Regions from separate parts of the Homo sapiens genome. Here region 2 is linked to region 1. A link is a loop called in an ENCODE intact Hi-C map of the cell type or tissue named here. Cell type or tissue: pancreas. All regions are shown on one strand. Links, peaks and the distances in the headings refer to the core of each region. The heading gives the core; the rest is flanking DNA. Region 1 overlaps DENND1A (DENN domain containing 1A). Region 2 overlaps CRB2 (crumbs cell polarity complex component 2).

What was found. Hi-C counts contacts between places; a loop is a spot of excess contacts. Peaks named below come from ENCODE experiments on the same cell type or tissue, not always from the same donor. Only the 100,000 strongest peaks of a DNase experiment are listed, where the experiment ranks them.
Region 2: a loop joins it to region 1, with 5 times the contacts of the local background. A loop is called at or near these places in 1 of 110 quality-filtered maps.

The regions. Positions count from the first base shown.
Region 1 is chr9:123,421,888-123,427,255 of GRCh38, forward strand. All of the region lies in intron 19 of DENND1A (DENN domain containing 1A), which reads right to left. Among named protein-coding and RNA genes, the nearest start is that of MIR601, 22 kb to the left of the region's middle. RefSeq lists enhancers at 1,233-1,834, 4,656-4,705 and a silencer at 4,335-4,547. In pancreas, for the core only: no CTCF peak of the experiment used is centred there; no DNase peak of the experiment used is centred there.
Region 2 is chr9:123,357,823-123,363,190 of GRCh38, forward strand. CRB2 (crumbs cell polarity complex component 2) reads left to right here. Exons shown (of 13, transcript NM_173689.7): 2 at 5,043-5,366. Among named protein-coding and RNA genes, the nearest start is that of CRB2, 4.3 kb to the left of the region's middle. RefSeq lists enhancers at 56-723, 4,870-5,368. In pancreas, for the core only: no CTCF peak of the experiment used is centred there; DNase peaks (open chromatin) are centred at 120 and 2,569.

The DNA of each region.
Region 1 (5,368 bases), core at 171-5,170:
CGATAAACCCCACCACAAGAAGCCCCTTCTTTCCAGCCAGCCCCCTCACGGGCCATGGCCCTTCACAACACACATGCTGGTCCTATAAGCCCTTCCCTCACTCACCCACCTGATGGATCCCTGCATCCCTCACGACTCTGTTCCCTTCCCCCAGAAGTTCTCTCTCTATTCCTGGCCCACAAAAGTCGGGCACTCCTACCTCTGTCCTTCCCCTAAGAAGGTGAGTCCTTGAGGGTTCACATCTGGCTCCTGGCACAAGGCCTGGCACGCGGTCAAGTTAAAGTAAATGGCTGCCCAAGAGTGGGGAACTAGCATCAAATTATCAGTGAAGCCATCACCCAGCATCTGAATAATGCCAGACCCGCCAGTCATTGTCCCCATGATTTGAGTTACTTTGTCTGCAAGACTGGCAACATTCCTGGCATGCTTCTGATCAGGAAAAACCCTCTACCTACAGGTTTCCTAGCCTAACAGGTTGAGCCCCAGGGCCATCCCCCAAAGCAATAGACTTTTTGAGTGGAATGCAAACGTGGAAGCAATGGGAAGCTTAGATATGAAATATCCCAAAATTTCCCTAGTGTGTCTGTTAAAGAAAGATAGTCAGGTTCACCAGACAGAAGGTTTTTTTTTTTTTTCCTTCCCTCAGAACAAATGGACGGAGAACCTGGTTTTAAAATTCCTGGACCTTGGAATACATTTCTATCTGTGTCAAAGTCTACCCATCCACCGCCTCAGCAGAGTTTAAAATCCTAGCTAATAGGTTAACAACTGTTTTTCTTCAGCTTCAAATGAAGAATATCAGAAGGCTGGGGGAATATGCGGCTCTCCAATTTGTACGGACTGCACACAGCTCCCTGCAATGTGTGTTTGACAGGACTGACATTTTGTACTGCTGTGAGATGGGAAAACGTGTGACATTTTTATTCATGGTGGCGTACGCCCTTGTAATGATCAGCTCTGGTCGATGTGCTTACCGCAGCAGCCCCTGAGCCCTCGGAGAACAAACAGGAACCCAAGGTGCCAGCAGTTCGACTGCCTTATTAAACACCGCCAGGATCCTAACGAAGACCAACTGCTGGAAAATCTCACTGTCAAATCCTCAAGGACATTGTCAGCGCACAGCTAACTGCATATATTTTTCATTTAAAATACTGAAATCCAGCATTGTGCCATTACAACCAAGGGGAGGGGCGCCCACTCCAGCGGCCATTCTGTCAGCTGCTTCTTCCAAGCTCCAGATGCTAGAGCCGGATGCCCGGTGGGGTTCAGAGCTCAAAATGGGGCGGCAGAGACGGGACACTGACTTCCCGAAAGCTCAGCCCTGCCTTCAGGGTGAATGGCTGAAAGTTACAGGGCTCCGGTAAGAGTCCCCTGGAAAGGCAACTCACCGGCCCCTTTTGCAAGCCAAAGTGAATCTGCATAATTAGGAAATCTCTCCCTCCCCCAGCCAGCCCTCTTCCTGTAGGTACAACCCATTACGTCCTGCAACTCGGCGCTCATCAGCCTTCTGCTTGGCGGTAGACCTTAAGACATCTGCAGGAACACATGGCTGTGGTAGGTTTCACACCTTGGCAGAGAAGCTGTGTGTCAGGGTGCCCACCTGCAATCTCACCACTTGCCTCAATGCAAAGGCCTCAAGGTCAGCGTGCAGGAGGACCCCCTCCCTTCGGCGGTCATTTCTAATGCTGGTGCACACTGATGGATGGAAGCTGATCACTTGGCAGGCCCTCAAAGCTTTCCGTGGTTGTTAAACTAGGTGCTTTGGTTATGGCTGCACACGCTCATGTATGGGATATATTTATTTTGTAAATATGCATTATTTATACAGTACTTCTATTTCCATACTCCAGCCCTGATGCACCAAGATACACGCTACTGTTTATTTATGGGGTCCTTGGCATAACAGGCCTAACAAGAGGCCCGTGTGTGGTTCTTGCAAGTTTGCAACAAACTGTAAGTGGTTGGCTAAACAACTGGATGTTCTCCATCCATCACAGGTACAGGCCTGCATTTTAAGGGGCTACCCGTAAAGTTGGTTTAGCATAATACTGTACATCATCCTTGGTGGAAATGGCCTGGGGGCTGAAGAGCTGGCAACCTGGAGGGAAGGAGCCATAACATTCCACACCCTAGGCTGGGGAGAGGGGGTGGAGTAAGTTACGGGTATCCTGGTGCTTACAGCACTCTGGGAGAGTATAAAAAGGAAGGTGGTTGGTAGACAGCCCTGGGGAAAATGCAGGGACAGTGAGGGTTGGGGGAGCTGTACCCTCTTTCCTCCAAGCAGGCTATTCTGCCCCTGAGCAGAAACTTCTAGTCTGGGTTGCTGAGGGAGGGTGTCCATCAATCCTGCACACCCCAAGGGACATCCCTTCCTCACGGACTGTACTTCAAGCCTCACTGGGGCATGCTGGCTGGATGAAGAGGAACACAGCCTGTGTCCAGCCCTGTGCTATTCTATGATCAGCTTCAACAGTTCCCACGCAGGACATCCGGCTGCCCGCCAAGTTGTGTCCTTTGGGTCTCCTAAATGTCTCTAGGATGATTTTCTCATCTTTACCCCCAGAAGCAGTGTCCTAGATTAGGCTCCCACCAGCCCTGGCCTGAGCAATGTCCGTGGGATCATCAGTGGTCTCTCTGCCTCAACTACTTCCATCCCCTTCCACAGTGGCCCAGCATACATATTCCCAGCTGCTATTTCTCTGAATACAACCCTCGTTGGCTCCTAGGCACCTATGGGATAAAATTCAAGCTCCCCCACCTGGGGTGGGGAGAGCCCAGGTTCCAGCATCAGATAGGCCTGGATTTTAATTCTTGCTCTGCCACTTACTGTGTGACCTTGGTCAAGGTGCTTAACCTCTCTGAGCATCAGCTATCTGGGGATCATCATAACTGCATCAGTCTTAGAGGGCTGTTGAGAACATTAAGTGAGACGAAGTTTGTGAAGGGGCTTGGCTGAGACACAGGAGGTCTACATTGTAATGAAAACCCCTAGGTCCACCTAACCCCTTTTTACTCTCCATCTCTTGGTTAGTCCTTGCCATCCCTTCCTCTGGGCACAGCCAGGTTAATAATTTCCTTAGCCCGCAGGCACTACCTGGCTCTGCCAGGGCTAGGGACTGATGGTGGATGTGCGACAAGCAGCCTCTGGCACAGCACTCCTGTGACCATGGGGCGGGGACTCCCTGCACAGCCACAGATACAGAGCTGACTCTCTAAGGTGATCTCGCATGTGGTATATAATTTATTTTCAATATTTTATGTTTTATTTCCCCTTCCCTGCTGTGATAAACTCCCCACCTCTGGCACAGAGAATTCTAATCTGAGAAAATGTCTCCTCTGGTCTCGCTGAATCAGATTTCCTGCTCTTGTCCTGTTGGGCTCAATATCTCCCCGGCAGGGAGCTGGATTCTGAGCAGCTCCGACACAGACCTTTAAAGAAATGCCGTTTGTAGGCTCTGGCCAGTCCTTTGGCAGAGAAGCCCCGCTGTCACACCGCTGAAGGTGGAGCCTTGGGGGACTCAGGATCCTGTCTCTCACAACCTGGCGCCGCGTGCGGGGATTCTAAAGCGCGTGCAGGCGCCGCAGAACAAGTCACTGCCTTTTGCTGGATTTCTCTTGCTCTGCTGAACCGACTGACTACTCAAGGGCACAAGGAGTGAGTGGACCTGGCCTCGCCTCTTCCCCACGTCACTGCCTTTCCTGCCCGCACTCATTCACCACTTGGTCATTCCCCAAACTCTCATGGGCAGCTCGTCTGTGCCAGGCCCTGTGAGGGTGCCAAGGATACAGAGAAGGCCAATTCTGTCCTTTTCTGTGGGACAGGGTATAAATGCATCCCCAGCAAGCCAGCATAGGGACAGTGCCGGCTCAGAGCAGCAAGGGAATGACTGGGCTTGGAGAAGTCGGTGGAGGTGGGGGCTTGTCAAGGGAAGGCGATGCCTGAGCAGGGCCTTGAAGGGTTGGGAGGATTTTCTGTTCAGGTGGAACAGAAGAGGAAAATCATTCCTGGCAGCAGAGATGGTAGGGGCTGATTCATCCCTGGGTCCCCCAGTGCAGATGCCCATGAAGAGCTGGTGAACAAATAAATACGAGGCGCTAGGGACTAGAGAAGAAGGGACTCTGCCCAGGGCAGGGGCACTTCACAGAGTCCTGGAGGGTGGGCAGGAACTGCCAGGAGTGGAGGATGGCAGGGAGCTCCAGACTAGAAGGCCTAGCTGTGGTCAGGGTGGGCTTGGTAGGGGTGGTGGTGATTTCTGGCAGGGAGGGTCCTGGAGGCTGGGTACGTCCTCTTGACCATGCAGGCAAACCAGTGGTCAGGGAGACAATCCTGGAGAGGTGCCACATTCGGGAGGCTGCAGGCCCTGCCTATCTCAACGTGTGCTGATGCTTTCTGATACCCATTGTGCCTCACAGACCAGTCGAGGAGAGAGACACAGGACCCCAGGGATATGAGGAATGTATGGGTACAGAGGGGCTGACACCTTGGTGGAACTGGGGTACAGCTGGTTTGGGAAGTCTGACTAAGACATTCTAGTAGCTGAAGCTTGTGAAACAGGAATGAGCTAGAAACAGAAACCTGGAGCTCCCAGAACAAAGGTGGTGCTAGAAACCACAGGTAGAGCTCCTCGTGGCTGCTAAGGGAGTAGAGTTAGAGGCAGAATGGAGCCAGGGAGGAGCTCCATCTAAGGGAAGGGAGGACCAAACACAGGTCCTAGGTGCAAAGCCCAGCTCAGACCTCCCTCTCTGGCTGGACTCTACAGGGCAATCAGTCAGCCATTCTGCAGCCAGCCTAGTTTCTGTTCCTCTTTGTGTATTTTAGTTGAGCTTTTCTGGAGACCATAACTTGCACCAAAGAAATTATTTAAAAGGTGAGAAATGTCCATTGCAACTGGCTGTGGAAAGCAAGTGGGGACGCCTGGACCAGGGGCAGATACTTAACATGAAATCAGTTGCCACCTCATCGCAGAACAGCCTGGAACAGCCACTGTGTTTAGTTTCTCTGGTTTGGAACCCTCCCCATGCATCTCAGACACAGCCTGAAGAAGATGCACACTCCCATCTTAGAAAGACAAGCTCTCTGCCTAGTCCTTGAAGCAGATAAAAAGCAAGGGTGTTAACAAAACATTCCATCTATTTCACAGTGATCTCTAGCAAGCTGGCCGTGAGGAGCTGATGGGCACCTCATGAGAATGCTGGTGGGGAGACCACCCTGAGGACCAAACTTGTTGGGGTTTAGAACAAACAAAAAGGGCACTTAGAGATGCCCTATGGCATGATCACACAAGCACAAATCTGGGCCTTTCAAAACTACCAGATGGATTCTGTCCATCAGGATTACGTTGAACCACTCACCACGAGAATGTTAGAC
Region 2 (5,368 bases), core at 76-5,075, 64 kb before region 1:
ACCTACCTACACACATGGCATGTGCCTGCACACCAATGTGCACACCCCAACACGCACATGTGGACATGTGTGCATTCACACTCAGTGTGCACTCACAGGGGACCTGGAGGCACAGAGTGGATGGAGGCTGTGGGGGGTCTGGACACTGGTGTGTACACTCAACCCATCAGGCCTGCTGGGTTGCCCAGGGGCAGCCTTTCCTCTGCCATTTCTGTGCTGGGAGCGCCATCCCTGGGGATCCCTAAAAGTTGGTGGGGTACACTGCAGGCATGACCATTTCTGCATGCTGGTACCCTAGACTGCCTGCCGGGAGGGGAGGGATTGGGGATTTTGTCACTTGAAAACCAATTTCCATCCTGGAGGGGATGGGGGCTTCTGGAGGCCATGGGCCCCTGGCTTTTCTCCCCACCCCTGCCAGGCCCTGAGCTGGGCCTCTCCATCCTGGGCCCAATTTGCCACAAAGGCCCGGCTGGTTGCCATGGAGAGGACCAAGCATCTTGGAGTACAATGGGGCACGTTGGGCTCTCATATCCACCCTCCCTTCCCCAAACACCCAGGGAGCCCAGCAGACAAAGGGGCAGTGAGTCCAGGCCCCAAGTCCGGCCCCTCCTCCAGCCAGAAGGGGGTGGGGGCCTGCAGGACAGAAGCAGAGATGGAGCAGAAAGCCACACACATTCAACCCAATGTCAGGATCCTTTGGACAGTGGGTGTCTGCCTCAAGTAAAGAATTGTTAATGAGTAAGATCAGCCACTCCATGGCAGGCACTGTGCTATTATTAACGAGGTCTAATTTAATTCTCCCAACAGCCTATGAAGTCAGCTCTGATACCCCTAGTTTACAGAGGAGGTAAACGAGGCCCAGAGATGGCCAGTCCCAGAGCCAGGAAGCCCCAGAGCCAGTGCTGGGATTTCACAGTACACTGTGCTACTTGCCTAGGCAAAGTCACGTCTCTTCTCTGTCTCTACAAAACGAGGACAGACTGGCTTACTCCGAGCGCTGGTATAAGGATTGGAAGAGAATGCAGTGAGCGGTTCCCCACCCCAGGTTTTGGCATGGAACCCCCAATTTCAAGGGAAATTTTAGATGGAAGCCCATGAATAGTTAATAGTAAAATTGTTAAAAGTGGCCTGTTTGGGTGGCAGGTGGGGAACCCCACCTGCTCTGTCTCCCCCTCACTTCAGGAGGTAACTCCCTGGAACTGTGCTCTGAGCCCAAACTCTCAAGGGTTGGTCAGTGCCAGGCACAGGGTAGGTGCTCCGTCCCTGACAGCTATTGTTGCAATTACTGTTATCAAAATTATGTCTTTTAACCTCAGAAGGTAAACATTTTTGAAAAAGAGTATGCCAAATTATTCTGCCCAAAAGAGAATTTCACCCTTTCCTGATGACTGAGTGAGTGTCTGCAAGCCTCCATGGTTATTCAGCCCTACCCTTGTAGGGTAGAGCCTTGGGGCCCAGGGATATTAGATGAACAATTTCTTCCCCTATGCTAGAAGTTCCCACACCTTATGAGATCTTAGGTCGCTTCTTAGAAATATTCTGTCTCTTGATTTGTTGGGACAGGAAGCTTCCCCAGTAAATGCTTCTTTTTTTGTTTGTGGTTTTTCGTTTTTGTTTTGTTTTTTTTTTTTTTTTTTTTTTTTTAAGAAAGGGTCTCACCCTGTTGCCCTGGCTGCAGTGCAGTGGCAAAATCATAGCCCACTGTAGCCTCGACACCCTGGGCTCAAGCCATCCTCCCACCTCAGCCTCCCAAGCAGCTGGGACTACAGGGACCCACCCCATGCTTGGCTTATTTCGTTTTGTTTTCATAGAGCCAGCGTCTCACTATGTTTGCACAGGCTGGTCTTGAGCTCCTGGCCTGAAGTGATCCTCCCACCTCAGCTTCCCAAAGTGCTGGGATTACAGGTGTGAGCCACTGCACCTGGCTTCAGTAAAACACTTCTCATCAGTTGTTGGCTGTTATAAACAGGCCCATTCTAAGTGCATGAAAAGTAGGAGTTACTAATGAGTGAGGCCTGAGACACAGTGGGATTACTGACAGCTGGGTTCTGGATAGACGGGGAAGATTGCCTGCTCTGCCCAGGCTGATATTGGAAGCTGTATTCCTGTGAAAACCTTTAGAGATTTTTTTTTTTTCCTGGGTGAGGCAGCTGTAATGTACTAAAGCAACAATATGTGAGTGGCAATTTAGGGTTTGTAAAGTGAAAATTTCACATGCATTGGGAGATGTGGACCTCTGGGAAATCAGGAGCTGATCTGATTCTTCGTCTCAACCTGGGCAAAATTATCAACCTCTCTGAGTTACAAAAACAGAAATTTTCTTAATGGCACCCACCTTTTCTGGTCTGAATCAAGTATAACAATGTAATAATAGATGCACAGGCCCAAGCACATAGTACACACTCAGTAAACAGCTGGGTCCTCCTGCCCCTCCCCAGGACAGGGCAGCAGGTCGAAGGGGAGGGGCGGGCGTCGGTTAATCCCTCCCTGCCAGGTCGGCCCAGGCAGCCTGAGGTCAGGAGGGATTTGTAAAGATAAGCACAGGCCCCTCGTTGCCCTGGCAACAGGCCCCGCCCCTCCAGCCTGGCCCGGGAAGGGGGGACAGCCCCTCCTCCGCCCTGCTGCCCTCCACACCCCGCCCCTCCTTGCCTCTCCTGTCTGGCCTGGGCTATCGTGGCCTCCTAGGCTCACTCCTGGAAGACAGAGACAACCTGAGGTCAGCGGTTCCCACACCTAAAAGTGAAAGGAATCCCCCAGGAGCAGGTTGCGATGCAGATTCTCAGGCTCAGGGCCCAGTGGTTCTAAATTTGGGGTCTGGAGTGGGTTCCAGGAATCTGTATTCTTAATGTGGGCCCGTGATTCCGGGAAGCTTGGAGTGAGGCCCTGGGTTTGGATTCCAGCCTCCCTTGGGCTGTGGACTGTGAGGCTGCTTCGAGTCTCCCTTTCCTGAGCTGTAAAACAGGCATCATAATCCTATCCACCTCGGAGGTAAATGCCAAGATCAACTGAGATGACACATGAAAGATGGCTGTCCCTCCCAGGCAGGACTGTGGCACTATTGCATGCCTCCCAGGACGGGCAGCTCCTTCCCTTCCTGCCTGGCTCTGACTGGAGAAATTCCTTCCTCCCATGGGGTTGGACTCTGTCTCCCGGGCTCTGTCATTTAGAGCCCATCTGCTCCCATGGTCCTGGGAAGATCCCTTGTGACAAGGCACCTCCCCCGCCCCCCAGGATCCTTTCCCCGGTGCTGCCTCCCCAGCGTGGTCCCAGCTGCTCTGAGATAGGGGGCAAAGCTTCAGATTGGATGGGCGGGGAGGGGGGGGGGTTCCTTGCACTGCACAGGTGAGGGACAGTGCTCTGTGGGAATTAAGTGAGGGACCTGTTGGCACAGGCGCTGGCAGCCGGGGCCCTTTACCATGGGTTATGAGTGCTGCACCCTCCTGAGCAGTGCTGGCCACACCCAGTCCCAGGGCTGTGCCCTGCATCACCTTGGTGAATCCTTTCAACACCTCCATGAGATGGGCACTTTTTGCACCCCAGATACAAACCAGGACTGCCCGATGCCCCAAACCTGTGCCCTTTCCTGGGGGAGCTGGAAGGATGCGGGTCAGGCCACAGGACAGCCCTGCCTGGAATGCGGATGACGCCTGAGAGGCTGCCAGCCTTATCTGGGGGGCTTCACCAGAGTGGGGGAGGGAAGGGTGCAGGGTCTGAGCTGTTCTGGGGTCTGGTGAGTGTCTAGATGACAACCTGGGTGGGGGAGGGGCACCTTTGGGAGCTCCGGATGGGGGTGGGGGGAGGAATGGAGGCTGTGTCTTCTGGAGGCTCTCCTCCCCCATCCCTTACCGAGTTGTTACCAAAAGCAGCCCTTGACTGCGGTGCTGGGGAGCTGAATAGTTCAGCATTTGATGAGGGGATTCTTTTATGATCTAATTTTCAGACTGGGAAACGGAGGCTCTGTAGGAGAAATGACTTACCCAGGGTCTCATAGCTAGGAACTTTCTGAGCTGAAATTGAACCCAGGTCTGTTTCACTTCAAAGCTCAAGTTCTCACCTGGGCATTGTGGTGACAAGGCTCTCAGGAAGGCAGGAGGAGAGGAAGGGGGATGAGGATCTCTGGGCGTGGCTTCCAAGCCGGTTGGTGACCCTCTGTTAGAGCCCCGGTGCTGGAAGCATCATGGTGGCCAGGGGCAGGTGTCCGTGAGCCATCTCAATACCTGCTCTGTACCATGCGACCTTGGCCAGGCCGGCCACTCAGGTGTTTGCTGATGGGGGATGAAATTAGGGCCAGGGACCCTCTAGAAGTTCCTAGGCCAGTGGCTGGCAGGGGGTGGGTAGTGATGTGGAGAAGGGGTAGGAATGAGACCAGCGGAGCACACGATCCCTGCTTTTGAAGTTGTCCACCCATCCTCCAGAGGTTGAGGTCGGGCCCATCTCCAGTTTCACCCAGGGATGGAGTTACCAGACCCCTGGCAGAAGAGGTGGAGGGGGCAGTGGGAGGAGCCTCACCCTCTGGGGCCTCCTTGGATGGATGGGGCCTGCAGGAGGGAGACCCCTCCCCAGGTGGAGCTGAAATAATCCAGATAGACCTTGAAGCCTGTCCCAGCGAACACTAACTTGCTGTGTGAAGTGGACAGGGCTGGGCAGGCTCAGCAAGCCTTCACTTTCTTTCCTGGGCCTCCTTTTGCTGTCTGGTGCAATGGGCATGACGGATACTGCCTCAAAGGGGGACTGCAGGGACAAGACAGTGGAGGGAAGCTCACGGGGCTCAGGGAACCTCTGCTCACTAATCCTGCCCAGAAGCCAGACATCCTTGGTGCTGTTTCTCTGCTATATAGGCTCTCCTAAAACCGTTCCCAGTTCTGGGTGCAGATGTGTGCAGCTTACTGGGACCTGGCTTGCAGACCCCTGGCCCTCTGTCCATACTGTGCATGCAGAGACCCACGTTGCTTTTGGGGTCTGGGGTGGGCCTGAGAGGGTGGGGAGGAGATTGTCCTTGTAACCTCTGCCCACCCTGCCCAGCCAGTTTCTTCTTTCTACAGGGACGGTGCCTTCAGAGCCCCCCAGTGCCTGTGCCTCAGACCCGTGCGCTCCAGGGACCGAGTGCCAGGCTACCGAGAGTGGTGGCTATACCTGTGGGCCCATGGAGCCCCGGGGCTGTGCCACCCAGCCATGCCACCACGGCGCTCTGTGTGTGCCCCAGGGTCCAGATCCCACCGGCTTCCGCTGCTACTGCGTGCCGGGTTTCCAGGGCCCACGCTGCGAGCTGGACATCGATGAGTGTGCATCCCGGCCGTGCCACCATGGGGCCACCTGCCGCAACCTGGCCGATCGCTACGAGTGCCATTGCCCCCTTGGCTATGCAGGT